Linked DNA regions of Homo sapiens: regions 1, 2, 4, 5 and 6 are each linked to region 3. Evidence: chromatin loops called from intact Hi-C (ENCODE). Cell type or tissue: HCT116. All regions are shown on one strand. Region 1 has its middle 77 kb from the start of LINC01958. Region 2 has its middle 63 kb from the start of GALNT5. Region 3 has its middle 230 kb from the start of LINC01958. Region 4 overlaps LINC01876 (long intergenic non-protein coding RNA 1876). Region 5 holds the start of TRA-CGC3-1 (tRNA-Ala (anticodon CGC) 3-1). Region 6 overlaps LOC105373699 (a long non-coding RNA gene).

Region 1 (5,000 bases), 300 kb after region 3:
ACTGTATTGCAAAAAAATCCCCCCTCCCTTTTTCGGTGGTAGGGAGATATATAGTGCTAGGTATTTTCTTCTAACATACAATGTCTCCATGTATCCAAATCTCTTAAAGCTTCAGTACGTTCATATACCATCACTTGTATCACTAATAAATAAGTAGGTGACAAAAATAAATTCCAAAGTTTAAATAAGTAGTGAATGGATTATAGTAAAAACAGTTACAGGATTTTTCCAGTACATGTTTTCCCTGAATGTAATTGTCCTGCCTCCTACTATTTAAGTAAAAGCAATCTGCTTATTTATTATCTTCTATGCCATCCACAAAGCACTTAAGTATCACGCTGTGGCTACTGTGGTAAAGTGACATTAGAATGCTATATAAAAATAGTTAAATAGAATCAAAATATCATTTTTACTTGGATAATAATGTGCATTAAAAGTATGATATTGATTGTTTACCTTAAATGCCCTAATAGCAGCAAATTATTCATTTCTGACCTTCTGTGATTATTTCCCACTGCAGGACCAACCCAGGACAAAAGTTAATACATCTCATTTTCTTATTTCTACTCAGGTGTGTCAAACTAACAGTAGCAAGAAAGACCACAGGATAGAGAGGAGACTGTCTTTATTTTTGACCCTTCATTTTCTGCAACAGTCAGGAGTTGACATATTTTGGATTAAAAAGAAGAAAAAATTAAGCAATCATGCAAATCAATTACCAATATATTCACAAAAGATCCAAAGTATATAGAATATTTGCTTTCTTATTCCTAGGATTCATATAGACTAAAAAGGATCTGTATATAAACAGTAAATATTCTATCATCAATGCACCATTTGCAGAACTGCAGAGTATCAAATAACTGGATAGCTAGGAAGTTAAGGTGCTGTGAAGTATTACAGCTACTGTTTTTCTAACTGCTGAAAGCACCAAGACAATACAAAGTTTTGTTTAGAAACAGTTTTTCCCTTGCTACCTTGTGAATCAAAGGAAACTCTTAAAGTCCAAATGCTTGCAATTTAAAATCTATTTGAAACAAATCAACACTTCGTATTTTTGTTCCAAGATGTGTTGCTCTCCCAAGCTTTCCCTGCTGAAGGTTTTCTATTAATTGTACTCTCAGTCCAATAGTGGGTTCTCTGACTCTAGCCTTCACTTGTCTACCATAGCTGTGATGGTTAAAAGCTTCTCCAGTTTGTCACAGAGTTTAATATGCACCCTACATAATTATGCAGGATTCACTGTGCTATCAAACTGCAATTCAAATTAGTTCAGGATTAAAGGCACAGAACAGTACTGCTTCCTTAATTGCATTGTACTGTGCTGATCACATTCAAATACCCATTACTCATTCCCTCTGTGGAGCAATAAGTCAGGGGGATTAATATTCAGGCAGGTGACAGGGCCAAGCCATTAAAAGGCAGTTATGCAGAAAGCATGGCTGGTTTTATTCACGTTAATGAAATCAGTGAAATGAAACTGTAATAGATTTATCAAAGCTCAGATGGATTTGCTGTAAATCAGTTTGATTCAAGCAATCAAACTGGACAATAGAGATAGTTTTCAGCTCTAGCAATGGGTGTCAGAAAGCAGCATGTGAAAAGTGCTGATATTCTTCATGTATGGATTTGATATCCACCTCATGCACAGGCCTATTCCCAAACCACTGCTGCTAATTTTTTTGTCTTTTGAACTAGGTGCCAGTGGCTGATAAAACATACAGCATATCGTCTTAATACAGCACTTACACTGTTTTTATTCCTCATTTTTAAGTCCCCCAGAACATCAATTCTTTCCAATTGCTGGCAGAGAAAAAAGGAAAGTTCGACAGTGCACAAATTGGCATCGCTGTCCCTCTACTTCCCAGAACAGGAATGCAACTTTGGCCAGGGTGACTCCGCACAATTAGTACGAGCTGTGCTACACCAACATGTATGCAAAGGGGAAAATGGTCAGATAACAATTTCCAACAGTAATGGGATGATGCAGGAGCCCTGAGAAGCTGAAAATTTACTTTTGTTCTGGGTTTAATGAAATAATTTGGTATCCATTAGAGGGCAGCATAAGAACAAAAACTAAGCACAGCAAGGGACGTTTCCCCCGCAGATTGACAAGCACTTTTCCTGAGGTAAACTTTTTCGATGTACTAATATTTTACAAGTGTAAAGCCAATGAATGGAGAAAACTAAGTAATGAAGAAGATGGGAACGCATCCTACTGTTAGAGAAAAATGACACCAAGGACAGCATATGCCAATTTAGCTTTAGGGAGTTTTCAGGCCATACATTAACTCCTTCCACACTCCACCTGTTTTTAGGGTTAAAATAGAAATGCTCCTTTCTGGAGCTTAATGATCTTGTATTTTGCAGACAATGTTTCTGATGGAATTACGATGAATTGGGAAATAGTGATCACGTGTTTGTGTTCATAAGAAGTGTATCATGAACTGTGGCTTATACTAAAACTACTCTAATTGGTCCAATTTTTATTTATTAGAAACAAATTGTTGAAGAACTAATGCCAGTTTTTAATGATCCAAAACAGAAATAAATGTTCTAGTCTATTACCGTCCTATATGGAATAAGTCAATATTAAAGCTAATTAACCCTTTTCAAAGGCATTTTGTCCCAGGTTTTTATTTAATGGTTCAGTGCTGCTTCAAGCATGGATCAAGCTGGATAAGCTCCATTTAAAAAATGGCCCATTTTGAAAACAGTTTAGCAGCTCACTATGACAACTATATTTATCAGGATAAACTTGACTTTTTCAACTGTATAAATAAGTGACCACAGTTTCTTAAAAGATCCAACAATAAAATAGATGATGGTTTCTTAAAAGATCTGACAATAAAACAGAGATTAAGGAAAATAGCCAAATCTCTTTAGTAACATTATAACATTATAAAAACTGATTTCATTTATTGCTTTTTAAAAATATTTAGCTTTAGAAATATTTTCAGGTTTTTACTTTTGGGGGTATTCCTAATGGGGGTTCAGGGTGGTCCCCATATAAGTTATTTCATTCTAGGTCACATGTGAAATGAAAACCTAAGATTTGTCCTTTTTGGAAGAAGCCATGATTTTTTAATAGTGTTCAAACACATAGTGCGAAGCACATACTTTTCAGGCCATAAATGACTACTTTGACATATGAAATCCTATGAAAATTATATACATTATTTAAAGAATTTGGCACTCTTCCCCTTTGCTATACTAGCAAATCACAGAATGTACTTTAATATCAAGCTATTTTTGACTTATAAAATAGATGATATATTTTGTACATGAATTAAATTCTTCACAGTACCAGAGGAATTAATTTTAATGTTATGAAATTTTGATTAGCCTGCTGTAAAATCAGAATTGTTTACCGCAAGTGTCTGGGTTCTGACTCTTATAGTCTTTCCAAACAGATAATGAAATGAACTGGGAATGGGGGTGGGGGGGCGGCAGAGTAATTTATGAAAACATGGTACACCATAATTTTGCCATTTGTCTGCAATAAGGATGGCAAATGATTCATGGGATAAAATGAAATATTTCTCACTGTCATTTCAATGGATCTAAGATTTACAGCTTCTCAACTTGGATAGGAAAAACTCTGTATGCAGAAAAATGAACTGTAAATCAATTAATGATGGAGATGAAAAACAAAAAATGATATTGAAGCAAAGGTGAGAAAAATCTAAGCAAGAAATTAAAAGGGAAGACGTGACTATTTACTTTGAATCTTTGGAGGCAGGAGGTAGCAGAGAGGGAAGCCTCTGTTTAAGAGGGCATTAAGGTCAGGTTAAAGAATAGTGATATGTTGATTGAGGTCATTACGTTTAGATCACTTAGACAAACAATAAGATAGCTTTTAAAGCAAAATCAGATATGCCTAAATTGGATTTAAATAATAAATTTAGATCTAGTTTTATAGTATAAGACTAAAACAAATAAAGAAATTCTGTGGTTATGAAAGATTTGCCTCCAATTCAAGATTGTCCTTAACCAAAACTATTATTTTATAGGCACCAGGGCCAAAGCATATACATATATATGTATTTCACACCTCCCAACTGCTTGGTACAATGAAGGAAAGCTAGCAGCAGCAAATGAAAAAACTGATCCTAGGCTCTACAGGAGTCACTGTACTTGGAAAAGGAGAGCAGGGATGTCTGCTGTAGGCACAGACCATGGGCATGAATGGCTCAGAAGCTGGTGGAACTAGTTGTAGTCTGGGCCATGCACTAATAATCAAGGTAGGTACTATGAAACTCAATCCTCCCACCTCCTCTACTGAAAGATGATATATTACCTATGACTACAGCATACAAACCTTAACCTCCCTAGATTGAAGCAACTCCAATGTGAATACAATTAACAGGGAACCCACGGTAGGGTATGCTGAGCAATGCAATTCAAATGCCAAATGTGGAGAACAAAGATGGTCCTGATAATTCTGCTAAAGTAGTATTTTGCTTAGATCACATGAGTCTTATTATTCTGGACCAGGTATTTAACAAAATATAAAGATATCTATTACTTTTTGCAAAGAGCTCAGGACCCACAGGACTACCTCTGGTATCGTCAAGGCTCAATACATCATGTTCTGTGCCTGTATTTCACAAGTTAGGCAGCTAATTAGAGACCTAAAATACAAAACACATGCACAAAAAGCTCATCATCTCTGTCTCCTATACAGAATTTGTTTCACTATGAGGGTGCCAGATCAATTTAAAACTTTTGTTGTTTCCTTCCTTCATAAGTCAAATGTCATCAGGTGAAATCTGATACCAGGGACAGTACAGTGTTGATAAAGATAGTAAAATATTGATGCTAGTATCATATTTTTTTGATGACCATAAATTTTATACAATTGGGAGCAATATTTTGATAAATTAGATATTAAAAAATTTTAAAGCACTAACAGATTTGATAAGCTAGATCAACAAAAAATGTTTTAAGCTGCCATGTATTTTTTTCCAGGCACTGAACAAACAGTTTATTGTTCCAAG
Region 2 (5,000 bases), 300 kb before region 3:
CCCACCCCTCCCACCCCGGCCCCTTTGGTGTAACAGAATGGCTAGAGTTGCTTGGAGTTGGCTATTTCCCTTCCTCCAGGTAGGTTAGGCGCCAATAAACCCCCTGTAGTTAGACTCTGGTAGAATAGTTTCTTCTGATGGCAGGCCTTGTTAAGAACAGAATATTCTCGTTTATTTCAAAATGGTTTGTTTTCTCCTTTCCCTGTTGGAAGCGTCAGGGGACTTTTCTTAAATATTTACTGTGAGGACCTGGTAGGGCTCCTGGAGGTAAAATTTACAAAAGTGTATGAGCCTTCTATGATTCTTGGTTCTCTAGGAGTTTTTAACTCTCTGTTGTCCACACTAAGCCTCCAGTGGCAAGATAAGTCCTTTAACTTTTTAATTTCCTTTTGTCATGTAACAAAATTTTGAGAATTTACTTATGCTTAAAAATAAGTCAGATATTATGAGGGATTTTAGAGGAAACAGGACCCAAAATTCAGGTTACCAAGAAGAATGAAACTTCACACATAAATATGTTCACAAATATTTTAACTCAAGATGTAAGTAAGAACACATTAATATAGCAGAAGCGAACTGGGGAGGCAGGTAGTATAGCAACTGGGCACGAGTATCAACTGGAATTGAAGAGAACTGGATTTGAATCATGATCTGCTTTTTATTTTCTATAAGACTTAAGGAAAATCAACTACTTGGATTATTCAGTTTCCTTACCTGTAACATATGAATGATCAGAGGTATGTTGGAGCCTACTCCCACTGGCTTACAATAGCAAATTTGTTTGTTTGTTTGTTTGTTTTTTGAGACGGAGTCTCGCTCTTTTGCCCAGGCCGGACTGCAGTGGCGCTATCTTGGCTCACTGCAAGCTCCGCCTCCCGGGTTCACACCATTCTCCTGCCTCAGCCTCCCGAGTAGCTGGGACTACAGGCGCCCGCCACCGCGCCCGGCTAATTTTTTGTATTTTTTTTTTTAGTAGAGAGGGGGTTTCACCGTGTTAGCCAGAATGGTCTCGATCTCCTGACCTCGTGATCCGCCCGCCTTGGCCTCACAAAGTGCTGGGATTACAGGCGTGAGTCACCGCGCCCGGCCACAACAGCAAATTTTTAAATTTTAAGGAATTTGGGAATCCAATTATTAAAAATTATCATTACTAAAAATTAAATTGTATAAACTTTTGAGTAAGTAAATTATGTTAAAACCAAAGGAAACATATGCTCAAAACTCATTTTCTAAGTGTTTTGCTAGATTCTACTACAACCTATGCTTTTGAGATTATTTACATCAATGATATCTAAAGGTTGAAAATAATAATAATACACTGCATACCAATTGGCAAACAGTATAAATTGGGCTTAATTTATACTGTTGTTGATTTTTATATATAAGAATGTGATGATAAACATTAATATTGCAGATGAAATCTAAAGGTGTATTGTGTTCGTAATTTACACTGTGAAATAATACAAAAATTGAGAAAATATTTTTCTACTATTTGAAAATAATGATGTGATTCAGCAAAATAATCACTCATTCATTGATTAATGAATGAAGCCCACCATGTGTCTTCTTTTTTTCACTTTCATTTTACTCATTAACCTTAATAAAACATCAACTTCCATTTGTGTTAAAATTATACTTGCTTCTCAGTTGTGACTATGGGTTGGCTATAGATACAAGTCATGGACGAAATTCAATGAAAGCATTCTGTGAACTCAGTTGGCTATATAAAGGGTACTGTGTATTTGTTACTGTTTCAACATGATAAAACACCTAGGGCATCCAACACAATTTCTGCTACATGAATGGTTATTGTTAATGTGACTTTTAAGTATGTGTGTGTGTAGTGAAGAAATAATTAAAGAGTAGAGTTTGATTTATAAGGAAAAGTTTTCAGAGTAGGTGTGTTTTGTAGTAGATTTTGAAGTGAGGTTGTAAATTGAGATAATCTAAGGCTGAAAGGTAAAATGAAGATAATTTACTGATGTTCAGTTTTATATGTCTGTAATTATCGTGCCCATTTTCTTTAGCTTACATAGGCTAGTTTTCTTTACTAGAATCACAGGAAGTTTTTTAAAAAATACCGATTATTGGATGTCATAACCTATCTACTAAATCAGAATCCCCTGGCATTTGAAATGCATTCCTTGCAATCCCAGTGCAGTCAGTCCAGCTATGCCTGTGGACTGGGGTTTGGAAACCACTAGAAAAATAGAGGAGGACCTGGAGTTTTTCTTCAAATTCTGCTCTTCTTTTTCCTAGCTCGGTGAACTTGGGCAAGTTACTTGGCCTTTTTGTACTTTAGTTATCCCATCGCTAAAGTGGGAGCAATAATAAGATAGTAATGAAATTGTGATATTTAAGAAGACAGATGATATTCAGTACTGTCAAACAGAGAAAAAAATCCTATGGTTATATATAACATATTTCTTTTTTTAAAAATTCTGTAAGCCTATCTGTTGATACTTAAATAATTCTTACCTCATATACAAATAGTAATTTCTTAAAAACTTTATCTGTATTAATTCTGTGAGAAAAATTGCTACTTCTTACTGGGCAAATAACTGACATTTCAATTTAAAATGATCAACAGGCAATGTTTCACTAATAAAACACAAAGACTAAATTTTCCATTTATTAAAACTAAATTCTATTTTTATTTCAAATTTGATTAAGGAATCTCATATAGTTATTATGTACTGGGATTTTTGTTTGGAATCAGATCTGTATACAAATGTATTAAAAATATATTCAATGCTAAATTGTCTTAAGTCATTTGGCCATCTGTTTTAGAGAAATATACCAAGTGCTTAGAATTAATCTTGACAAACATTTCATAAAAAGTATGTGTGAAAAAATGTGCCTCAGAAGGGCTTGCGCCAAAGTACTTTCTCGTTTATGCCACAAGATGGTGCTTTTGCACTCTGTATATCCATTGAGAAAGTAATGTCTAAAATGGTTGACAAAAGACTTTAATTTTAGAAGAATCATTAGAGTTCAAAGAGCTTACCATTTCCAAAAAACACTCCCACTACACTCTTGAGTAGAAATGTTAATATGAAGGTGACAATGAAGAGAAATTTTTTAATCTAAGAGACAATTTGATATGTTTTTAGGCTGGGTTGTGGCTGTCAGTGTTATTTCTATCCATAACTGAGGAAAATTCCTCCAAGTAACAAACATCTGTATATCACTGTATAGTCTCTGACATATTATCATATTTATTATGGCACCAAAACTGGAGCTTGTGAAATGCTAGTCACAGCAAATTCTCTTAAGGCAGTTGGGTCCAAATGTGAGGAGAAGGTAAAGAGTCCTCTAAAAATAGAAAAGCTGTGCTTCATTTCTAAGATTACTTATTTCCTTTTGCATGTATGCCATTGTTTTATTCTTTTGCTCTTTATTCTAAAAAGACTGCTTGGCTTGTGCCATATTGAGATTTCATGGAATCTTAAGTTTTGGGAGTTGAAGAGTCTGTATGTATCTTTCATTCAACCTCTTAGCCAAAGAAGGCATTCTTTGTATACCATCTCTTGATCATCCAACTGTTGTTCCATCAATAGGGGCCTTTCTGTGCTGGCTTTTTTTTTTCTTTCTTTTTGCCAAAGCCTCTGTCATTAAAACTAGTGGAGAGCTTATTTATTTATTTTTTTAATTCCCTAACTTGTTTTCAGACTGTATTGACTTAAAAGCATTTCCTGAGGATCAAAAATCTTACAGTTTCACTATATCTTGCCTTTCAAAATGTAAGCTAGGAGCAAATTATATTTGAAAAAAAATCATTATTTACCTGCCTTGTAGGGTTTTTGGAGATACTGTATCCCAACATTTTTCAAAAAGCTTTCAGGAAACTAGCTACCGTTATGAAACAATTCAGAGTTTTTACCCACAAATAACATCTGTGCTTTCATCTAACTTGAAATTTCAACCTCAGACCACATAGAAGTTTCTTGTTGCAACTGACCAGCCTTTTGCTGAGTCTCTCAGTGACAGTGCATAAGAATGAATGCTGTCTATATGAAGCATAGTCTTTTTTTTCATTCAAGTAGAATCATTATTGTATATTCTGAAACTAAAGTTTTCACAACATTTATAACTTTTTGCCTTTGTGTATGAATGGGGATGTGGGTTGGAGGGAAGTGAAGCAGAAGGCAGAGGGGGTGGATATGGGGTTATCTGATTTCCATGGAGGCAAGGTGACACCTTCACAACGGACTCACCTTCTATAAGTAGCTCCCTGTCGAAAGCAACTACTTAAAGCTTCCCAAGGTCTCCAGAACAATTTTATTTGACCTTTTGTTAAAGACCGCCTCTACTAAGGAACTGATTATTCTGTTCCCAAGGGTGGAAAGTTGAGTCAGGTTTTACTACACTGTATATTAAAATTGTATCTACTCATGTGGTTTCTGTGTAGTACCATGGAATCCTTGATAATCTAAAAATGGAAGAGGAGAACACACAGCCATAATGCCTGACCTAAGGATTAAGTTACCTTGGTATGATTGCCGCCATCTTGAGTGTCATTACTCTCAAAGATAAGAATTTAACAGTTACAGCCCTCCTACGTAATCTGGGACTAGGACTGAAGCATTTATGACAATGGGGTGATTTACAGTGGAGTTACGAAAGGAAACTTTGATGTGATCTGCATCTATCTTGGTTAGCAATGCCTGCAGTGCATAAACTCCTTAGGGCTACATGGCAATGAGAGGGATGCCTTCATGCCTACTTGCTCGGGACTACTTGGCACACATTTCTGAGGTAAAAACAATTCATGCGACTTTGCCAAGTCTGCCATGCTCATTGTCCTGTCAAAATTTAGAAGGGAATATCTATCATGCTGTACAATACGTTTGATGGATATCATGATATATTTTTATGGGAAAGTGTACTGCACTCCTCCTCATAATCGTAAGAGGCATTTTGCTATGAGGGTGAGAGAGTGATTCTGAGGACTGTACCACCTAAACCTACATATTTAAGCTTTATGAGACTCCAGTGGG
Region 3 (5,000 bases):
CCACTTACAAAATGTCTGAGGACATTTCAAAAATCAGGAAATTAAAGCACACATAAGAAACTAGAAAATTTTTACAGAATACACTAATGAGACATTGTGCAATTTCTTGAAAGAAACCTGTGACAGTAACCTTTAATGATATCCTAATACCTCTCGTATCCAGGATCCAAATGTACAAAGAAAGAAAAAATGCTAACAAATAATTTTCCAAGATTTTTGCCACGAGCATAAGCACTCCTATTTGACCAACGGATTAAATTACAGTAGCAATACCTATGTGAATCATTTTGGATTCATTTTGATCCAGAAAAAAAAATGCTGGGAACCATTATTATTTATAACTTGAGCATCACGCTGGAAAATGTCACTTGAATCTTACTTGAATTATATTTCCTATGTGAAAATGAAACAGCCCACAAGTTACTTTAAATCTATAGTGTATGTGGATGTCAGCACTCACAGAGACAGGAAAAATTTGTTTCTTTCTCTTTCCAGATGTAAAAAGCAGCAAACTTACTGATTTTTTTTCTTATTTTATCCTAGAAGAAATAATATTCTTTTCCCCCCACTCCCCAATTATGTTGCTGGCCTCAAAGGTCAATGAACACATTCATGCAGAAAGACATAGATGGCTATAGGGAACTGGCTCTTTCTTACTATAATAAAGTCTTGCATATTTTGGCCAGGAGAAATTTGCACAAGGACATTTTCTTCTACAGGTAATAGTAAGCAAATTCCTTAGGTTCAAAGGGGAATTCAGTGAAAATACGGTCTAACTGAACAATACGGTCTAGGAAGGCTTACCTGTAGTGCTGTTTGTGTTTGGTGGCAGACCTATAGAATTGCTTTTGCCACCTGTGTGCCCCTCGAATCCTGCCATTGGAAGATTAGCTTCCTTTTCTTCAGGTACAAATCCTGCAAAGGCTGATAGCTACAACTTAGAGAGGTGCCACTGGATGTGGGAGAGACATCCATTTGATAGTGACAGAATAAGGATGTTAATGGATAGATTTATTTGTTGCTTCGAAGCATACTGATACTGTAGATGGAATTGAGAAAGTAAAAACTTTGTTTTCACCTCATGGAATGTGGTTTCCTATAAAAATGTGCTTCCATTAAGATAATGTTGGAGTTCTAAATCTGTCTAAACAGGAGTGAATAGGAAGGCCCAACTTCAGTTTCATTTTTAAAATGTTTTTATACATTTTAGTTTCAAGTTCTGCATGCTATTTGGAGGCTTTAAGGGGCTAGATTTCTATTAGCTTTGCCTTTAGGCAGGTAGAGAAATAAGTTATACAAGCTCACATATGAGGAAAAGTAAAAGAGCACAAAAATTAAATTTAGAACTCTGGATTTGAGTCCAACCCCACCATCAACATTCTGTGTGCTCTTAGTTAACTCTCTGATCTCCAAATTCCTTATCTGCTAAGTGAAGGCAATAATAGATCTTTAAGTACCTTACTGGGTAAAGATAAAATAAGATGATTTATATGAACGCAGTTTGTAAACTTTTAGCACTGATAGCATTAACCGACTTAAGGTTTTCTAAATTGATTGCAAAAGATCTCAAAAGAGTTTTTCAGAATTTTTATGTAATTCAATGTCCTGGTATAGTAAGTGATTCCAGCATTGTTTTGGCAAATGAATACTCTGAAGAAAATGTGACCTAAACATTAAACTCTTAAGTCCTGTCAAACCCTACTCTGAAAATAATGATAGCATATACATAATGATCCAGGTATTCCAAATCACAGAATGAAAAGAAGAAGAAAAATCAGTTTACAAATACAAATCTGAGTTACCTTTCCTACTCCAGGACTGTAATTATTTATTTTACAGTTATATTTTCACTTGCAGAAACTCGTTGCTCTTTACTAGTATTTTATTTAGGGAGAATAAATTAAATGCTAAAGAATGGACCATAATGCTACCTTCCTTTCATGAAGTAGAATTTTTCTCAAACTATTGAGGAAAAGAAGATGAACTTGCTTTGTCCTCGTCCCTGAAAGGACTGTGATCATTAAAGGGAACTGATAACTTCCTTCAAATATGTTTAGCCCGTAAGCTAGCAAAGGTGACTAGCAGGAATGGTGATTAATTTCCTAGTCAGGAAGAGAAAAATATAATAAATAATCTTCTAAACTGGTTCAATGAATCTGCATTTGCACTAGACACTCCTAAGTTCCAGAAGTATCACGTAGAAAAATCCCGTAACACGGATCCAGCGAGAGAAGGACTCTAACTTGGAAAACAGAGAGGAAATTAGAGATGGAGACAAGCCTGAAATTAGTATTATTTAAAGAGTGCCGTTGGCACCTACAGCATGAATAAAAGTAATTAGTTTAACATTGTGTCTCGTCCTGACAGTTTTCTTTTTCTTTTTTGATGCAATCAAGCCCCTTTCCTTCACTGTCCTAAATCATCGCAGGCTTCATTAGAGCCACAAAGCACAAACTGCTGGGGACGTCTTTTCTGCGGGATACGGCTCTTTATTCAGTGACTTCCGCTCAGACTGCAGACTGCCTGCGTATTTAAGCACTGGGGACTCAAAAAGAACTAGCTCCTGTTTTATTTGTTCACATTCCGAGTGCTACATGATTCTGATTACAACGCAGACGGCTTGAAGCAGTCAAGGATAAATACAAGGGTTAAATAATCCAGCAGTCACTGAAACTGGACCCCAGAAAGACTGAGTCTAAAAGCTTCTTTGTTAGCCTGTCACTTCAAGTGTCTTTACTCTGTATGCAAATTCCGTCCACCTTACAGGTATATAGGTGAACTCTTTCCCTCTCTGCGGTTTGTTTTAGTTTGTGCCATTTTTCTTGATGTGGAAAATGTCTGTGTCCTGAAGAAATGCTTTCACCTGCAAGTGAGGTAAACACATTGTACACTGTTTTACCAAAAGAGGGCAATGTTGCTGTTCAGAATTTCCTCATTCTGTTCCCCAGGACCTGTTCTCTAGAACGGTAAATAATCTTTGCTGTCTCTTCCCTTTCACCCATATACAAGTTTCCACATGTCTATGCGCTCTGTAGTTAATCAGGACTTTATAACTATCTGTCTTACCTATTAACTGCATCCACTCCCAAATTGTTTAAAGGTTAACACATTTCACTCCATGCATGACTGGCACACATGAGCAAAGTGCTGTCTCTGAAATTCTAAATCCTTTTCCATTTGCCAATGATAGGCAAGAGGAGAAACAACCTGCTTTAGGAAATATTGAAAGATATTTTTACTATGTCCCTATTCTCAAGTATTCAATCAGTGTATTATCGAACTCTGGTTCTCCTAGGTAACCAAACTAAAAACACAAGGGAGGAAACACAGTGTTCATTTTGGGGGAATTTACTTCACAGTTATTCATCATCTTATTAGTTAAAACATGCTTCAAAACTAATACCAGGATATTGATAATAATCTTGATAACTGGCATTCAATTTCTTTTGTGGAGAGTCAGGGAATGAATGCTGCATGATATGATTTTAAATGATATAACCCAATGTGAATTCAGGACTTTATGTAAGAGTTTTCTTTAGGAGACTCTAAATTAGTGATCTGCCTTTTCTTTAAGATGTTGCATTTTCCCCCTTGGCAGCTTATTGTACTTTAATAGGTTATTTCCACCTATTTTTCATTCCTTAAAGAATTGTAATCCAGTTGTTTTCTGGAAAGCGCAATTTAGATTTTCAATGGAAGGTTTGTTTGAGTAGCAGAATTCTTGGCATTTTTTTTTTGTCAAAGAAGAAACACTCTCAGTCTATGGAGTGTTTCTTTTGCTCTCTGAAGCAACTGGCAATGTAGCTGGACTACCAAAGGAGTGCTATCAGAGCAAACTACTCTTGCATTTAAAAAGCCTACTAGCCTATTTTTTTTTACAAATATATGTGTGTATATATATGTGTATATACATATGTGTGTGTACCTATAAATGTGTGTATGCACACACACACTGCTATTTCTGTCTTTGTTTTTTTTTTTAGTACTGACTCATATTTAAAGTTCATTAAAAGGAAATAATTGTAGGCAATTTTGGGCATTAAGCATTTCCTAGGGACTGCAACTAGGTGTTTCATCAGAACCAACAGTCTGAAAATATGAAAACTACAGTCACTAAAATTAAAAATACATTAACAGGGAAAAGAATTTGGTGTGGAGTGGCAAATCCTTAGAGCAGGAGATAGTCTTTGATGGGCTTCTTGGTTCTTTCAGTCTCTGAAGTGCCTCATGTTCTCATATTTAACTGGGCTTGAAAGATTTAAGTGGAATCTACTGTCCCAGGGACATCAATAAAACCCATAGAAAGCTGTGTCTGCTGTAGGTGGTTGAGGAAATCCTTATTTAACATTGACTTAGTTTACTGTGGCTCGTCTTTTTCATTTTTTCTGAGTTAAAGCCCGCCATCTCATTTCTGCTTCCTTCTTCTACATCTGTCAGTATATGTACATGAGAAAGTCTATGTTATTAAAAGAATAATAACCATATTGCAGGTTTCTGAACCCAAGATTGTATTTTCTTTCTCAAATATTCATTAAAAAATATAGATTGTATTTTATTGAAAGTGCTCTTTAATGAATAGTATTCCTGTTTGCGTACAAGAAGGAGCTTCCAGTGCAATTCCCTGACAGTAATTGTGGTCTGAATTGAGAACATACAGTAACGGAGTGCAGTTAATGGCCACCCTGTGGATTGAGTGCTCCACTTTTGTCATATCTGGCTACTTTTTAAAATGCAGAAATTAGTTAGGCCAGCAAAGAGTTAATTATGTTCTTGTATCAGGAAACCCTCAATGAGCAGTCAGAAAGAGGAATTCTTTGTCTTTAATGCAAAACAGAAATTTCAAAGACCCTGGCAGATGATAGTCTATAAATAGTAACTGAGCATCTAGTTTGTGTGTGTGTGCGTGTATGTGCATGTGTGTAATGTGAGAACAAGGGAAAACCCTCCAGTAAGGCAGTCCACAATGTTAAGGAGCACGAAATGAGTCGTTGGTACCTTTT
Region 4 (5,000 bases), 830 kb after region 3:
CAGTAGAACCTATTGTCCCCTGAAGCAAAAGAACCAGATTCTAGATGGGAAGATGTAATTGTGTGAAGTACTCTGGAGCAAACTGACATATTATACAATACATTGAGAGCACGCAATGAGTAGATTCAGATCCAAGTTGTGGTGAAAGATTTAATTACTGAGTTAGATTGGAGGTACTTGTGTGAATGAGCAAAACTTCACATAGAAGATAATTATTCAATAATCAACTTATTTTAAATATTTTCAAAGTATAGTGTAGCTATCCTCACTTCTTATTAAAATGTAGGGTTTTTTTATTTTTAGTGATAATCTCACCTAGAAAGACAATTTTACATAGTGATAAACTGAAAAATACAGTTAGTCTTATTGGCAAAGACATTTGGTAGCATGGATAGGATATCAAAACCTCTCTAGCGAGAAAAAAAAGCTTACCTTGTAATAATGAAAAAGAATTCTATTTCCTTGGTAATCACCTACATAGTAATTACTTTCACCACTTGGCATTTAGCCTTTGTGTGATAGCACCTGCGACTCATGGTCACCATGAGTTGGCCTTCACCATCATTTTTAATTTTTGATGTTAAAATTTTCATCTAATTAACTTTTGCTAGGAATGTTGCCACTTCTTAATTTCAACACCTTTGATTTTGGGTGTTTGGTAATTGTGATTTGCTGAATTAAGTAAGAGTTTAATTATAAAAACAAAATCAGATATAAACACCTATAATTTATAAGATGAATAACAGTTTCTAATAAATGAACTCATCTCTTAAACATATTGACTGAGAACATAATACATACGAGGAACTATTCTAAATGTTACCAATTAGAAATGAGAGAATCAAAAAGCACCATCAAAAGAGATATCAAAACAGCTATGCAAAGAAGTAGTAGATTCAAGATAGAACATGTGGCAGGTATAAATACCTGGGTACATATACTCAGGCGTGCAAGAATAATCACATCCTTGTTTTAAATCATCTTTCTTTTGATTTTGCAATTGCATCCAGCCTGGCTGGCATCAAATTTCATCTCAGTCATTATTAGAGCTCCTTTTTCCTATCAAAGCCTTTGGAACTGGGGGCACTGTTTAGTGTCCAGAACTGGCAGACTGTTATCAGACTACTGATATACCCAGGTCCAACCCTGGGTGATCTCGTGAACTCCAAAAATTATCTGCTTTGACGTCACCTGAGCTTTAGGAAGAACTTTGCCAGGTTTAGGAACACTGGTTCCACTATCCAGTCACCCTTTCCGCAGCCTGCTAACTCATCTATCTGATAGAGTGAGAATGGGACTCAGTTCTTTAGTAATCCTGAGACCAGCTGCCTTTCCCACTCTTTCTACACCAGGGATCTACCAATGTACTCTCTCTTTCTCTCCCTGTCATCTCCTTTCCCTGCTCCTTTCCTCTCCCCTGCTCTCTCCTGTCTTCCTCCATGGAACCTAATTTCATCTTCTCAATGCACTTAGATTTTACAGAAAACAGGAAGAGCTCCTGGTTCAGAATTATTTTTCCTTTTTCTGTTTTCTAAACTCAGTAGTAAAATCGAAGAATAAGCACACAGAATAATATTTCAATGAACTATTCAGACACTAGTTATGTAGTAATGTAGAAGAGAAGTCATTATCTCATTATATTCATAAGACAGAGAATTCTAAACTTTGATGAGTGGATTTGGGAAAAATTAGCATTTCTGTTTTTTATTTTACATAATAAAACTTTCAAAATATCTCTTAAACTTATAATTTTTGCATATTTTATATGCATATATTGTATTCATATAATATAGTAAGCATATGTATAAGTAAAATTTATACATAAATAAATGTGTTGAGAATAGAAGCTTGAAATTTTCAATCAATGAGAGTATATGATTAAAAATGTAAAGACAACCAATCTAAGAAATTATAATATAGTTCAATTTAATAATTAAATGAGTACCCAGCATTTACAAAGCAATGTGCTAAGTATTTCAGGGGACACAAATTTTAAGGCAGGCAGATATGTAGTTAACTATTTAAAGGGGAGTTTAAAAATGAAATTCATGTCTGTATCATAGACCAGTCCTATAAAAAAGGATGTTACATAGAGAATCTTACTATAAGTTTTCAAAAGACAGAAAGTCACATCCTGCTGTGTGTGTTTGTGTAGTGGAAAGGGTGGGTGGAACATGGATCAGGAAAACTTCATGGAAGTGTACTTTTGGACTTGGGTCTTGAAAGTGGGGTGGGTATTACCTGCAAAAATAAATTTAGGAAGAAAGGTAATCCAGGTCAGAAGTCTTTGGGTACTCCGATGGTACATAAAGCATTTACAGGAGGTACTCAGTCATGTACACCATTAAAGAAACAAAATTTTCAGATTCTCAACCTCCGCATGCATGTTTTCAGAATTCATGCTTCTTTTTTCCCTCTTCACAATACCGCCCTCTGTGGGTGGGGGAGGAATCATTGAATATACATTAGAGACCTTGCAACTCCAGACTGGCGAGTTATAATACTCAAAAGAAAGATAGAAGGTTCAAATGGTGATCAGGAGAATACAAGATACATCACAACACTGTGTAAAACACAGAATAATAATTAATGTAGCCCAATAACTCAGTGACATAATAGTAACTTCAACAACTAAAATATTTATAGTGCTCATCTAAAGTTTGCACATGTATAATCTCATTTGTTTTTATACATCTCCATTGACTAGATAACTACATATTCTCAAATTACTTAAGAGAAAATTATGTCTCAGTTGATGCAACTAGGCAAAGGCTATACATCTAGATACAGAAGAACTGTAATTCGAACACAGGCCTTTGGAATATATTTTATGTTATTTCCATACTACTACCGAGTCTTTATGCTCTATCCTTGCAAGTCTGCAAAGAATACTGAGTAAACTAGGTAAAAATAAAGTTAGGAAAAGCTAACTGATTCATCATAAAGAGAGGATACAGAACAGATCCTTAAAAATTTAAAAACCATCTATATTCTTGCTTTCAAGGTACAGTCTGTAGAATGTAGCAACACTATCACATGAGAACTTGTTCTCAGGCCACCAACCCATATCTACTGAGTCAGAATTTGTATTTCTGACAGTATCCCACACATTTTATTAAAATTTGAGAAGCACTGGGATAGATGACAAAGCAAACTTCTTCTCAGTATAGGTAAAATAGCTTGTTTGGCATTTATAACATTACTTCCACCAGTGAATGGTTCATTTCACTTGCTTCGATATTATAAATTCTCCTTGTTATCCATAAAAATCCACAGACAAAAAATTAGGTTCCCATTAGCTCTCCTTTATGTAAGGAAAAATAGTTTATTATGTTTAAAGCCAGTAATCCCTAATTTTAAAGTAATGTTTACCTAATTTAACTGCACAATATTCCAACCCAAAGATCACAAATTAGATATAAACTATAGGCAGATTGGCTGACTACTAAATATTTGGTTGTTCCGGCATTTGTAAATGATTTATATGAAGGTTATAAATCATATTTTGAGCTTCATGTTATCTCCTTGCTAGAAGCAGAACGTGGGCAAATTCAAAAGGTAACTACAAAGAGGTGGCCCTAGAGTTTGTTTCCCTACGTCTTGATGTACTTTTTTATGCTTCCAATACTCATCAGTTTTTTGCATCAAGTTTTAAAAGAGAAGTATGTATAAGGTTGGTGGTGGTTTGTTTAAACTCATTGCACTTTTGTGAATTTCAAGTGACAAGTATGTTCTGCCATTAGCAGAGATTTGGAGACACTCATACGTGCCAGAACATGCAAAAGCCACACATTCTTTGTTAAACTAAACAGTCCTAAGCATTGTGTGGACTCCTGGCATAGCATGGCTAAATATTCAGACACATGCCTATATAGTACTCTGTGTTCTGCCAAATGGAGGGAAAACAAAAGAAAGAAAATTATATAAATATACTGGTAAACATTGACTTTGTAAGATACAGCATAAGCTGCTTTGGAAAAAGATTGTAGAGCATGATTCAAAGAATGCATTTAAATTCTTTTCCTTAGGAAAATGCATCTAATTTGTTTTTCATGAAAACATGTATTTAGCAGTGGAGAGTTTTTCATTGGCTAAGATATTTTGGCATATTTATGGTAAAAAGGTGATTGGAATAATGTTTGCATTCATTTTGCACTGAAAATTGAAATAAGTATAAGATATACACTTTGTAACATAAAAATCATTGCCAGTCAGGATATATTCCCTTTAAGAAAGCATAATTCAGTATATGAAAATTCAAAGTGACTAAACTATAAATATGGAAGAATTATTCATGTTACCAAAGGATCCTTCCTTTACCAAACATTTATCACAGGAAATCTTTAAATAAATACTTTCCTTTTAGGACATTTAAAAGTACTGGATTTAAATGGTTGATGCTGAAGAAATAGCTAAGGAGCACATCTATTATATAAGGCATAAATCTTAATAGATGACTTCTGAATTTCTTAATGATCTTGATTTATGTTAAAATGATTAATTATTACCAGCCACAGAAGAAACTGGAAAGTCTAATGGCCAAGCCAAGGTGATGTTTCCTCAAATAAGTTCTCTACTCTTGAAAGAATATATAAGCATTCCATGTTTTTCACTCACATGATGATTTTCTAAAATGACATTCTATTATGGCTACAATTATTTATTCCAGAATGCTACCAACATTTCTGGGACTATTTGAAAGCCATCTTGCTTTCTATGAAAAGTAACCCTTTGCTGTGCTTTCCCTCCAAATGCTTCCTGCAAGATTGCATGATCACATCTCTGTCTTCTGACCAGACTAACTAGACTTCCTCTAGGTCCTCTCACACCGCATAAGCCATGCCATATCCCAGCAGGTACGGGGAAAGGAGTGGTTCATACTGATACAGTAGCTCACATTGGCTGTTGCAAGCTCATCTTGCCTTTCTCATTGGAAAACCAGCAGCAATGACCAGATATTAGGTTTTCATTTATTATTATACTCTGTACAAATCATCATC
Region 5 (5,000 bases), 490 kb after region 3:
AAAAATGAGATAATTGGCTTAGGGCACCACATTTGTTCCTTGGGCTAGGTAAACTAGAATGGACTTTTAGCAAGAAAAAATAAATAAATAAAAAGGCCTTTAGGTAGGCCACTAGTAATGTTTTACATAAGACTTTTTTCCTTGTGTTCTGAGATTTTTTTTTTTTTTTTTTTTGAGACAGGGGCTCACTTTGTCGCCCAGGCTGGAGTGCAGTGGCACGATCTTGGCTCTCTGCAGCTTTGACCTCAGGCCTTCCACTTGAGCATCACCATTGGCTGGTGAGGCCTCATTTTTATTGCCCTGCTCCCTCAGTTCCACCAGCTCATTTTTAAACTCCCTATTTATTTGCCTTTGTTTGTTAGGTTACACGTTCAAAATAAAAACTTTGAGAAGCCCTGAACTAAATAATCTAAGATTCTTTAGATTTCTGAAGTTAGGATTCAAAATTAAAAACAATATTTAAGAATCTCAGGGGCCAGGCACAGTGGCTCACCCCTGTAATCCCAACACTTTGGGAGACAGAGCAGGGAGGATTGCTTGAGCTCAAGACTTTGAAGCCAGCCTGGCTAACATAGCGAGACACCTCTCTCTTCTCTCCAATAAATAAATAAAGAAACAAACAAATAAATAAATAAATAAAATTAGCCATGCATGGTGGTGCACACCTGTAGTCCCCACCATGAAAGTGAGGCCTTACCAGCCAATGGCCCTGAAGCACCTCTGGAAAGGTACATCACTTCAGAATGGGATTTTAAAACCCCATTTCTCCCCCATTTCTTTCATTTTAAAGAATAAACTAAAGTTAGAAGAAGTAAAATGAGTTGACCTTGTTCTTCCACAGGTTATTTAGGATTGTAGTCTGATTCCCTAATTCCCTAATCCCTTCATATCTTTTATGTCTTTATAATTCTGTATTTGTCTTCAGATTTTGCTCTTTACCCACACACTAAGAAGTCCTTAAAGATGAATCTTAATGGAGAAGTCATTACCTTATTTCAGTAGCCTTTTATGATCTTTCTCTAACACCATTCGATTATTCTTAATATATAATGTCCTAAACTACATGCAGCATTTGAGTTTCAATACACAGTGACCTATTCTGTTGTAGGCTGAACGGGCAGTGCTAAGCACTCCAACACTGAACATAATATTGTGTGTTCCAATCTTGCCTCTACGAGCCTCAGCTTCCTAACTCACGGGGTTGAAGTCCATGTGTAGTGTACTTAACATAGCCTGGTACACAGTTACTATGTGTTAGCTGTTATTTTCTCATAACTTTTCCCCAAATTATTCTTGACCAAAGAATCTGGAAATTATTAGGTATTTCCCTCCCAGAGATAAAAAGCCAATGTTGCCTATATCCACAGCCTTTTATCTCGTATTTAGAATCATTTCCATAAATCCATTTCCTTCACTTTATTTTTTTCCCCTCCTATATCTTTTGTTGTATCATTCACAATTTCACTTTCCTTGGAAACTAAGGGTGAAGGATCAGACTCATACTATTAGAGTTAAAAGGGGTCTTAAATGAAGGAAGGGGCAGCTTAGAGAATTCAGGTCACTTGGCTTGAATCATCAATATTTCAAGTTCCCTATGCAAATCACATAGTTCCAATTTACCAATTTCCAAATCATAAATTTGGGTCAGTGTTCAAATTTCTGTTCCCTGTTTCTTTGCCTCTGTTCCCAATTTCTAACAAATCTCCATTATGTATTTGTCTGAATAGGTAAAATAATAAAAGAAAAAAATGGCAGGGGGTTGGAGGGAGAGTTGTTATAAATTATCTAAGTGTCTGAAGATAGGCTAGGTGATTGTGTAATCCTGTGCATACATGACAAAATCTTCATTTGCCTCCTTCACCAAAGAGAGTTTCAGAAGAATCTCATAAAGTTCTAAAGTAGTATAATGAAAATTTTTGTAAATGTTAATGTTTTTCTAATTTTTTATAACTATGTGATTAAAAATTTAATTGCTTTCTCTGTTTTTGAATACACAAATACGTGATTGTTTAGAGAATTACCAGGGTGTAAGTGTCTTCTAGTAAGCAATAGAAAAGCACATTTGCTATAAGCATTGGTGGTTCAGTGGTAGAATTCTCGCCTGCCACGCGGGAGGCCCGGGTTCGATTCCCGGCCAATGCAAGTTTTGACTTCTAGTTTTTTTCTGTGGGTATCATACACAGGAGCCTCAAAGTTCAATAACAGGGCCTTTAAACACTGGACTCATGCAAATAAAGAAGTATTAATGAAAGCCAATTCCCTATTTCACTTTTACTTCGAGCAGTCAAGAAGGTGGTTTCCCTGAGCTTCGCTGATTTTTTTCAGCCCTCCTTTTATATTGTTTTTGGGCGGCCTAGATGTGAGCAAAATGTATGTACAAGTAATGGGGTAAGTGTTCTAAGATACAACAGGAAAGGAGAAAAAATAAAAAGCAAACGTCGGCTGATTTGGAGATGCCGGGGATTGAACCCGGGACCTCACACATGCGAAGCGCGCGCTCTACCACTGAGCTACATCCCCCAGCCGAAAGCATATTTCTGGTGTCCATACTCATTCAGTCTGCTAGCTCTAGTCAAATTACTGTATTAAGATCTTTATTTTTAAAAATTTATATTGGCGAGTGCTTCTGAAATATGTTTCTTCTTTTCCCATACCCACCCTAAGTTGTTTCCACTGTGCATTCAGACCTCGCGCAACGAGCTGGCAACGAAACGCTCACCTGGGACCAATGAAGCCTCACTCCAGAGCACTTCTGCTGGACGTCGGGAGCCTGGGATCCTGGAGGGATCCGGTGCCCTGCGCGGCCACAGCGGCGGGACTCCCGGGTGCCCAATGCCTGCCGGAGCTGGCACCTCCCCAGGCTTATTGCGCAGGCAGCGCAGATCCAGGAGGCCGTGGTGTGTCCGGCCTCTGGCTTTGCTGCCGGGTAGAACCCCGGTCCAAACCTCGAGCCCGGGCCCAGCGCTCGGGCCGCGCCGCGAGCGTCGCCTCGGGTGCTCATGGAGACTGGTTCATGGAGCAGAAAGGTGGAGACCTTCTCTTTGCACACGAAAATGTTATGGATTTACCTGAACACTCTTCACCCCCGAAAATAAATGCACATCTCAGGAAAACCACGTGTTCACACCAAATCCCCATACCTTGCTTATGTAAGGGTTACAGCCAGATAACCCCTTGCAGATAAAAATGATTTGCAGCTTGCTCTTCATTTTCATGAGGCTCAAACTGAAAGAAAGAATATGACACCACCACCCTCCCTGTAGCTTAGTCATATATAAACTATGATAAGATCGGGGCAGGGGACTTGCTCCAGGTAGATTTTTTTTTTCTCCTTTTGATATTCACACCCTGGGCCAGTCTTAACGGATTGGTAAGTGGTGATCGTAGTGTAAGTCATTGAACATCTCCTTTGATGCCTTCTGAACCCTCTCTAACCACTAATGGTACCCAAGCTCCAAATTAAAAGACCTACCCTGAGTCCTGTTCCCTCTGAAATTGCCTCTCCAGTTGGCTGAGTGCTAGGTAAATCGATGTGCTGACTTGCAGTATAGTCAGATGAGGTGTGTTTGACTTTTTCAGGTGTAGTTTAAGCTGATACCACCCCAGCCTGGTGAAAGCTGAGTGGTGGAAGCCTCAGACACTCCGATGGGAGCAGGGTAGAGATCTGGTGTCGAGGTAGCTGGGTCACCGTCACTTCCAGCTGACCTGTAAGGCTGGCCCCAACAGGTAGCACCGTGAGGGCCTAGAATTTCCACTCCTTCAGTTGCAGAGCACTCCCGATAAATGACCATTTGGTCAGCAAGCCGAGAGCCAGAGCAGAAAACAGAGATTTCAAAATCATTCTGAGCAAACCACAAGTTTCACAATCAACTTCTGAATTAAAAATAAATAAACCATTGTGTTTGCTTACAGTAATTTAAACAAATAATGGCTCATAATTGAATTTTGGTTTAAACTAGAACAGGACACAGGCTGATCTAATTCAAATATAATACGCAATGTCCAAGAGGACAGTCATTGAAGAGTTCTGCTCTACCAAGCCTGAACATTTCCAAATCACCCTCTGCATTCCACCCTCAGGCACTAGAACATGAGCATCTTCAATTGATTCTGAATCAGGAAATGGGGACACAGTCATTTCTCTACCCAATGCATATTTAAACTATACTATTCAGTTCATTATGAGGGAAATATGGCCTCTGGCGTCTTCAACTTTGTCATCTTTTTGGGGATCCTCTTCCTCATGTTATGGTTATTTCTCCATCACCTGAGGCCTTCCATTTTGGGGGCTTTTTTTCTCAGGCAATTCGGAAATTTCAGAGCCCAGAGAAGATCCCTTTTAAATGTCCACTCCCATTTCAAGAGTTCAGGCTATGTAGGTGCATCTGATAAAGCAAATGAGGCTGATCTCTAAAACCAACAGAGGACGTAAAGTTGATTTAGAGCTCTAAAGCCAACAGGGGATGTGAAATTGCTTTACTGGCATACCTTAATCAAAAAGGCTCTCACTTAGTGGGTTTTTTCAGCCACTATGGCTGATGGGAGAGGTGAAGCAGCAGGTGCACTTTTGGATTGGGGGCCTTTTCAGGAAAGCTTGTTGGATCCAGCTCTGCTCAAATATGTAAAGAGGATGACCAAATGATATGGTTTGGATCTGTGTCCTCACCCAAATCTCATGTCCAGTTGTAATCCCCAGTGTTGGAATGGGGTCTTGTGGGAGGTGATTGGGTCACAGGGTGCTTTCTCATGAATGGTTTAGTACCATCCTCTTGGTACTATCTTCTGCGATAGTGAATGAGTTCTTGTGAGATCTGTTTAAAAGTGTGTGGCACCTTCCCCCCCACTCTCTTGTTGCTGCTCTGACCATGTGAAGTGCCTGCTCCTGCTTTGCCTTTCATCATGAACGTTGGTTTCCTGAGGCCCATCCCCAGAAGCTGAGCAGATGCCAGCATCATACTTCCTGTACAGCCTGCATAACTGTGAGCCAATCAAACCTCTTT
Region 6 (5,000 bases), 1.5 Mb after region 3:
TTAAAATATATTTAAAAGATTAAAAACGTGTCAGTGTGATAGACAAAATAGTTTTGCCAAGTTAGATAGACATACATACTAAACATTATATTAAAAAATAAAGAAAATTATATTACATGTAAACTTTTTCAGACAAAGTTCTATGCCATGTGAAGGCACTCTATTTTCCCTAAGGGTGCTGATATAGATAGCTCTATTTACAAGGTTCAATGCAATGTATATCTCTTTCAAGCTTCAGGGATAAATTTAAAATTGATAGAGAAGTAAAGAGCTAAAGCTAGTGTATGTGAGTGTAAGTGTCCACATCTAAGTGTGTGTGTGCGCCTGTGAGAGAGAGGAAGAGCACTAATGAGGAAGCTCGGGAGATAACCATTTGAGAAATACACTGTAGATTATCTACACTGTAGGAACTTAAATCATACTCATAGCAGTTCTTTAGGATGTTCAGGGGAGAACAATAACAATGGAAATATCCTTCAGCAGACTAATGTTTTTATGTAGCTTATATTTTTTTCTTCAAAGAATAAGCTTCCTTTTTTTCTACAAAGAAAATGAATACTTATCACAAATTATATTAAGAAAACATTTATATAAAGTGACTTTGGAATACTGTACTAAAAATCTTTAATTTGCTTCATGTAAAATTTAAATTAAGGAGCTGATCAGAACATTGGCTAGTAGAATTACAACTGGGTTTCATTTTCAACATCAGTATTCGTTAAGCCACATTATAAATTATAAAACCATACAAATACACAATATTAAAATGGTTCTCTCATTCACAGTTTCAGTAGTTACATGTGCTCTCTCAGGAAATATAAATTTGCATACAGCCAAATTCTGAATCAGGAAACATTTTACTTTGTGATCTTCAAATGCATCAAAAGGAATATGAGAATGTAAACAGGAAGAATTATTTGAAAACAAGAATTATTTGAAAATATTGGCCTGGAGAAAACTATTTTGCTTTTAACATCTTCGTAAGCCTGTATGATATATGAACAAATTTCTGAATTAATTAATAACACATTATTTTACAAGGTAAACAGACATTCAAATTTGAGCTTAAAAATCTTGACCCTGGGTACTTTGTCAAGAAAGTTCTCTAAAATCTGTTAAATATATGTAATTATATTACTGTACATTTTAGTACTATGAGTGTTGAGAATTGTAGCTAATAGGATCTGCCTTTTCCTTCAAGTAAGTGATGATTGTAGGCTAACTTAGCCAGCCCTTTTTTTTTCCAGTTTCCTCTTGCCTGTTAGCAGTCTAACAGAAGTTTGCATTATATTATAAATTCCTGCAGAAATTCTTCTGCTTAGTGCATATTAATGCCAAATAAAATTATCATGTGTAATCTTAGTTCTTTGGATGTAAAAGGACTGTAATATTTACATGTAGTTCATTGTTTATAGTGAACTATTAATTAATTAGGTGGCTTATATTGTTGCTCGCTCTGCCCTGTGGTTTCAATGTTCTCTTCATAGGAATTGAAGGTATGTGTTCAGAAGGTTTCTGTTAGAAGAATGTAAAGAGTTCATTTTTCAGATTCATGGGAAAGTACAGATTTGGGGATGGAGGAGGGCATTTGAAAAAGAATAAAGTAGCAATCCTAGTCAGAAAGTATATACTACAGCTGTATTGCAATCTGCCAAAACAACTGTGCCCTATTATGTTAATAAAACAAAAATATCACTTTGTGATGTGGGTATTTCCAGCATCCCTTCTTGTAAATAGAAACCACCACCCACAATGCATTGTACTTCTTGTGAAATATGCAGATGCGATGTACAGTAATCACACACAGAATGTGTGGGTGATGTCACCTAAGTGTGGGCTGGGTACACTTTACAATGCATTTTGGATTTGTATTCATTTAAAAACAGCATGGTATTGCTTTTTGATAACACTCATAATGGAATGGTTTTGCTTCTTCAGTGGGTTTTCACTTAGAACAGGAAAAGTGCTAGATTATGATAACATAAGAAAACAAAGCTAAGGCCTATTCTGGGGAAGAAAATGGGTTGCTAGGCTTATTGAACTGGTCTTGTTGATCTTAAGGAAATAAATAAAGAAGTAAAGAAGAACCTCTTTCAATAGAATGTCACTTAACTTCATTTGCAGTATTCATGGAACTGAATCATAAAAATATCATGTGTTAGCATTGCCCTGTATGTCCCATGGCCTTCATTAGCTTACAGGAAGCTCAGTGGAAGCTTGAAAATACTAACAGAAAAAATGACAGAAATCAGGTATGCTGTCCTCTGGTTTTGCTTTAAGATAATCGTAATAATAAAAGTTTGGGTTAGGCATCCATTTATATGTGAAAAGTAAAGAACACTGAGCAAGGCAGAATCCAGAAGCCAAGATATAGCCAGCGATGTTTAAGAGAAAGAGCCCCGGCTGTAAATGTGCACAATATTCCACATTATATACATGTCATTTCTGAGTACTGTTGGAACGATGCGGTGTCAAATCTGTATGACAGATTGAGGTGAAAGCTGGGAAGAGAGAGCTTGTGAAAAAGCAGCCCTGACTGAGTGGGGCATCCTATAGGATTTATCCTGCAGGCTAAGTAACCAGCTTCATCTCATAAAAGGAAGAGGAGAACCGGGATAATTGTCTACTAATTTAACTAGCTCATTTGGTCATTGTATTATTTAAATTGTATTCAAGTGTAACAATGCCATCTAGTGATGAGATTCTAAACTGATCTTTTAACTGAAATCCTGGTTAAGGTTAGAAGGCAAGTGTTTGGCTATTAGATAGCACTTTAACTTAATATTCTATGAAATAATAGAGCACTCCCAATGTCTGTTTTAGTGTTAGATAAATTATCCATACAAGATAACACAAAGGACAAAATGAACTCCCTCCCTTTTTTGCCTTTTTATGCAGCCTTATTTTTATGTGGGAAGTTCATGTTCAATAGTAAAACATCCTATGATTTTCCATCAGTCTGTGACCTGAGTTTATAGCATCTCTGATATTTTCTCATTCAATAGATCTTTACAATCAATTGTACTGAAAGCATATCTTTTATTTAACCTTTGCTTTTCGAAAACAGTATTTGTAAAACTTTAGCTAACAAAATGATCATTAGTTATTTCTTTTCTTTTACCCATCTCCACTTTTTGCTTCCAGCATAAAACCAGCTCTTCTAAAACATGGAGGTCAAAGTTCTTCAAGATCATAATTCATGTTTCTCCATGGCAATGACTACTTATCACATCATCCTGTTAAAACTTGAAAACAACTTATACCTTTATTGAGAGAAATATAAATTTATAGGAATACACATTTTAATTGTAATTGCTTGCCTGAAATTTGGGCAAAAGTGATTTAAAAATAAGAACTGAAATAAAAAAAGAATAAGAACTAAAATCAGTGGAAATAGATTTTAGGATTATCTTTACTATTAGTTAATTATATAAGCTTAAATTTAAGAGACAGGTTCTTCGGCTTCAGTTTCCTCTGGGAAAAAAAAATGTGTGGATCTGACAAAGTAATCTCTAATATATTTTCCACCTACAAACTTCTGGGCCCGTTAAGTAGCTGATAAATAAAATTTTTAAAAGAGTGGAGCAACAGGAAGAGTTGACTTTGTTCTACTTCTGGTCTTTGTGGCTGCACTCCAAGACTTTGAACTCTTCTTCAGCAGATGTTTAACAAAATGTGTTGTTTGATAGATTATCCTTAACACTTTAGGCATATCATCTATAGGCAGGGAACAGAGTAAGGGAAGATATCCCAGTGCAGGATAAAAATGTATAACATTCGAAATATTGCTTCACATCAATTTTTATATCAGCTATATTCTAAAGTGTTTTATGTAGACATATGACCCCCAAAATTGAAAAAAAAATGTTATGGTATAAAGATGTTGCATCACCCACTTTCCCCTCACTCAATAATGTGTAATGACATGGTACCTTTCTTTTTTAATGTTTCATGCAGAAAACAAATTTTATATTCCAATCCCTAAAATTTCAGATGATATTACAAAATTTTCTCAATTGTCTAATATATAAGCTTTTTCGAACAGGAAAGGTGCTACCTGATGCCATGGAAACCTACATATATTTTTAGTTTATATGTAGAAAAATTAAAATATCCTGATTTTAATAGTAATAAACAGATACTAAGACTCCCTTTCTGATAAATAAATTAAAAAGTCAGCATTATATCTTCTTAAAAGAGCTAAGGGTCATTTGTTATTCACTTATTTTTTGTTCTGTAAGTTTCCTTATGTATCTTTCATCTTATCCACCATAGTAACAATATTAAAATAAATAGCAGATTTTTCTTCAGTTTAACTATTATAAAATGAAGTTACTTTTAGTATATTGTGATTATTTACCTACTTATTTTTAGTAGTTGCATATTCTAATTCAGGATTATTAGTGAAGAATAGGTGAGTGCAAGTCCAAATTATTTGTCATATATATATAAATCTGTACTCGGTTATAGGAATTTTTTTTAGTAACAAACCAAACAACACGAAAACATAAATAAGGCAGGTATAATCTCTGCCTGATAATGTGACTTGAGAGCAAAACTTGGGAAATTACAGCTCCCATTCCCAGTTAAAAGACAAAGACCAAATACAATAAAAACAGATATGCGTGTGGTCCAATAACAATGTTAGGAGCATACCTGTTGGATTTCACAATAAATATTTTCGTTGAAAACATTTATAAACTAAATTGTATATTGTTAAAGAAAATATTCATTAAATAATTAATTAAAATCAAGACACATTTTATGTTTTAAATTCTTCCTCCAACTTTTTACACTTTGTATTTTTCTTTCTGCACATGCTCTCTCTTGCTTGTGCTCTCTCTCCTCCTTTTCTTTCGTTGCTTTCTTTCTATATTTGTTATTCTTATATGATTTCGAACAAAATATATAATTTTATTGATAAATTATCTGGTTTTATGAATTTTCTTACTTTGTTATGTTTTTTGGCCTGAGCTACAATAACAGCTGTAAATCCATAA

Evidence for each region. A loop is a pair of places that touch in the nucleus more often than their neighbours do. Peaks named below come from ENCODE experiments on the same cell type or tissue, not always from the same donor. Only the 100,000 strongest peaks of a DNase experiment are listed, where the experiment ranks them.
Region 1: a loop joins it to region 3, with 4 times the contacts of the local background. A loop is called at or near these places in 19 of 110 quality-filtered maps.
Region 2: it touches region 3 in a loop (5-fold over the local background); 22 of 110 quality-filtered maps call a loop at or near these places.
Region 4: it touches region 3 in a loop (8-fold over the local background); 3 of 110 quality-filtered maps call a loop at or near these places.
Region 5: it touches region 3 in a loop (7-fold over the local background); 4 of 110 quality-filtered maps call a loop at or near these places.
Region 6: it touches region 3 in a loop (6-fold over the local background); 30 of 110 quality-filtered maps call a loop at or near these places.

What each region holds. Positions count from the first base shown.
Region 1 is chr2:156,586,858-156,591,857 of GRCh38, reverse strand. No RefSeq gene overlaps it. Among named protein-coding and RNA genes, the nearest start is that of LINC01958, 77 kb to the left of the region's middle. In HCT116, CTCF peaks have their summits at 1,857 and 2,057 (motif pointing right); a DNase peak (open chromatin) is centred at 2,077.
Region 2 is chr2:157,192,192-157,197,191 of GRCh38, reverse strand. No RefSeq gene overlaps it. Among named protein-coding and RNA genes, the nearest start is that of GALNT5, 63 kb to the left of the region's middle. In HCT116, a CTCF peak has its summit at 2,906 (motif pointing right); a DNase peak (open chromatin) is centred at 2,891.
Region 3 is chr2:156,890,595-156,895,594 of GRCh38, reverse strand. No RefSeq gene overlaps it. Among named protein-coding and RNA genes, the nearest start is that of LINC01958, 230 kb to the right of the region's middle. In HCT116, a CTCF peak has its summit at 2,901 (motif pointing right); DNase peaks (open chromatin) are centred at 2,514 and 2,914; H3K4me3 peaks cover 2,603 bases; H3K27ac peaks cover 844 bases.
Region 4 is chr2:156,063,543-156,068,542 of GRCh38, reverse strand. All of the region lies in intron 1 of LINC01876 (long intergenic non-protein coding RNA 1876), which reads left to right. Among named protein-coding and RNA genes, the nearest start is that of LINC01876, 190 kb to the left of the region's middle. In HCT116, a CTCF peak has its summit at 2,438 (motif pointing left); no DNase peak of the experiment used is centred here.
Region 5 is chr2:156,398,289-156,403,288 of GRCh38, reverse strand. It overlaps TRA-CGC3-1 (tRNA-Ala (anticodon CGC) 3-1), which reads right to left and starts at 2,520; the gene lies at 2,449-2,520. It overlaps TRG-GCC2-2 (tRNA-Gly (anticodon GCC) 2-2), which reads left to right and starts at 2,072; the gene lies at 2,072-2,142. It also overlaps a transcript of GPD2 not described here. RefSeq lists silencers at 1,953-2,002, 2,043-2,152 and enhancers at 2,673-2,842, 3,273-3,342. In HCT116, no CTCF peak of the experiment used is centred here; DNase peaks (open chromatin) are centred at 2,458, 2,808 and 3,308; H3K4me3 peaks cover 1,592 bases; H3K27ac peaks cover 1,964 bases.
Region 6 is chr2:155,375,051-155,380,050 of GRCh38, reverse strand. The region is part of intron 1 of LOC105373699 (a long non-coding RNA gene); the gene reads right to left. Among named protein-coding and RNA genes, the nearest start is that of KCNJ3, 680 kb to the right of the region's middle. In HCT116, a CTCF peak has its summit at 2,709 (motif pointing left); a DNase peak (open chromatin) is centred at 2,680.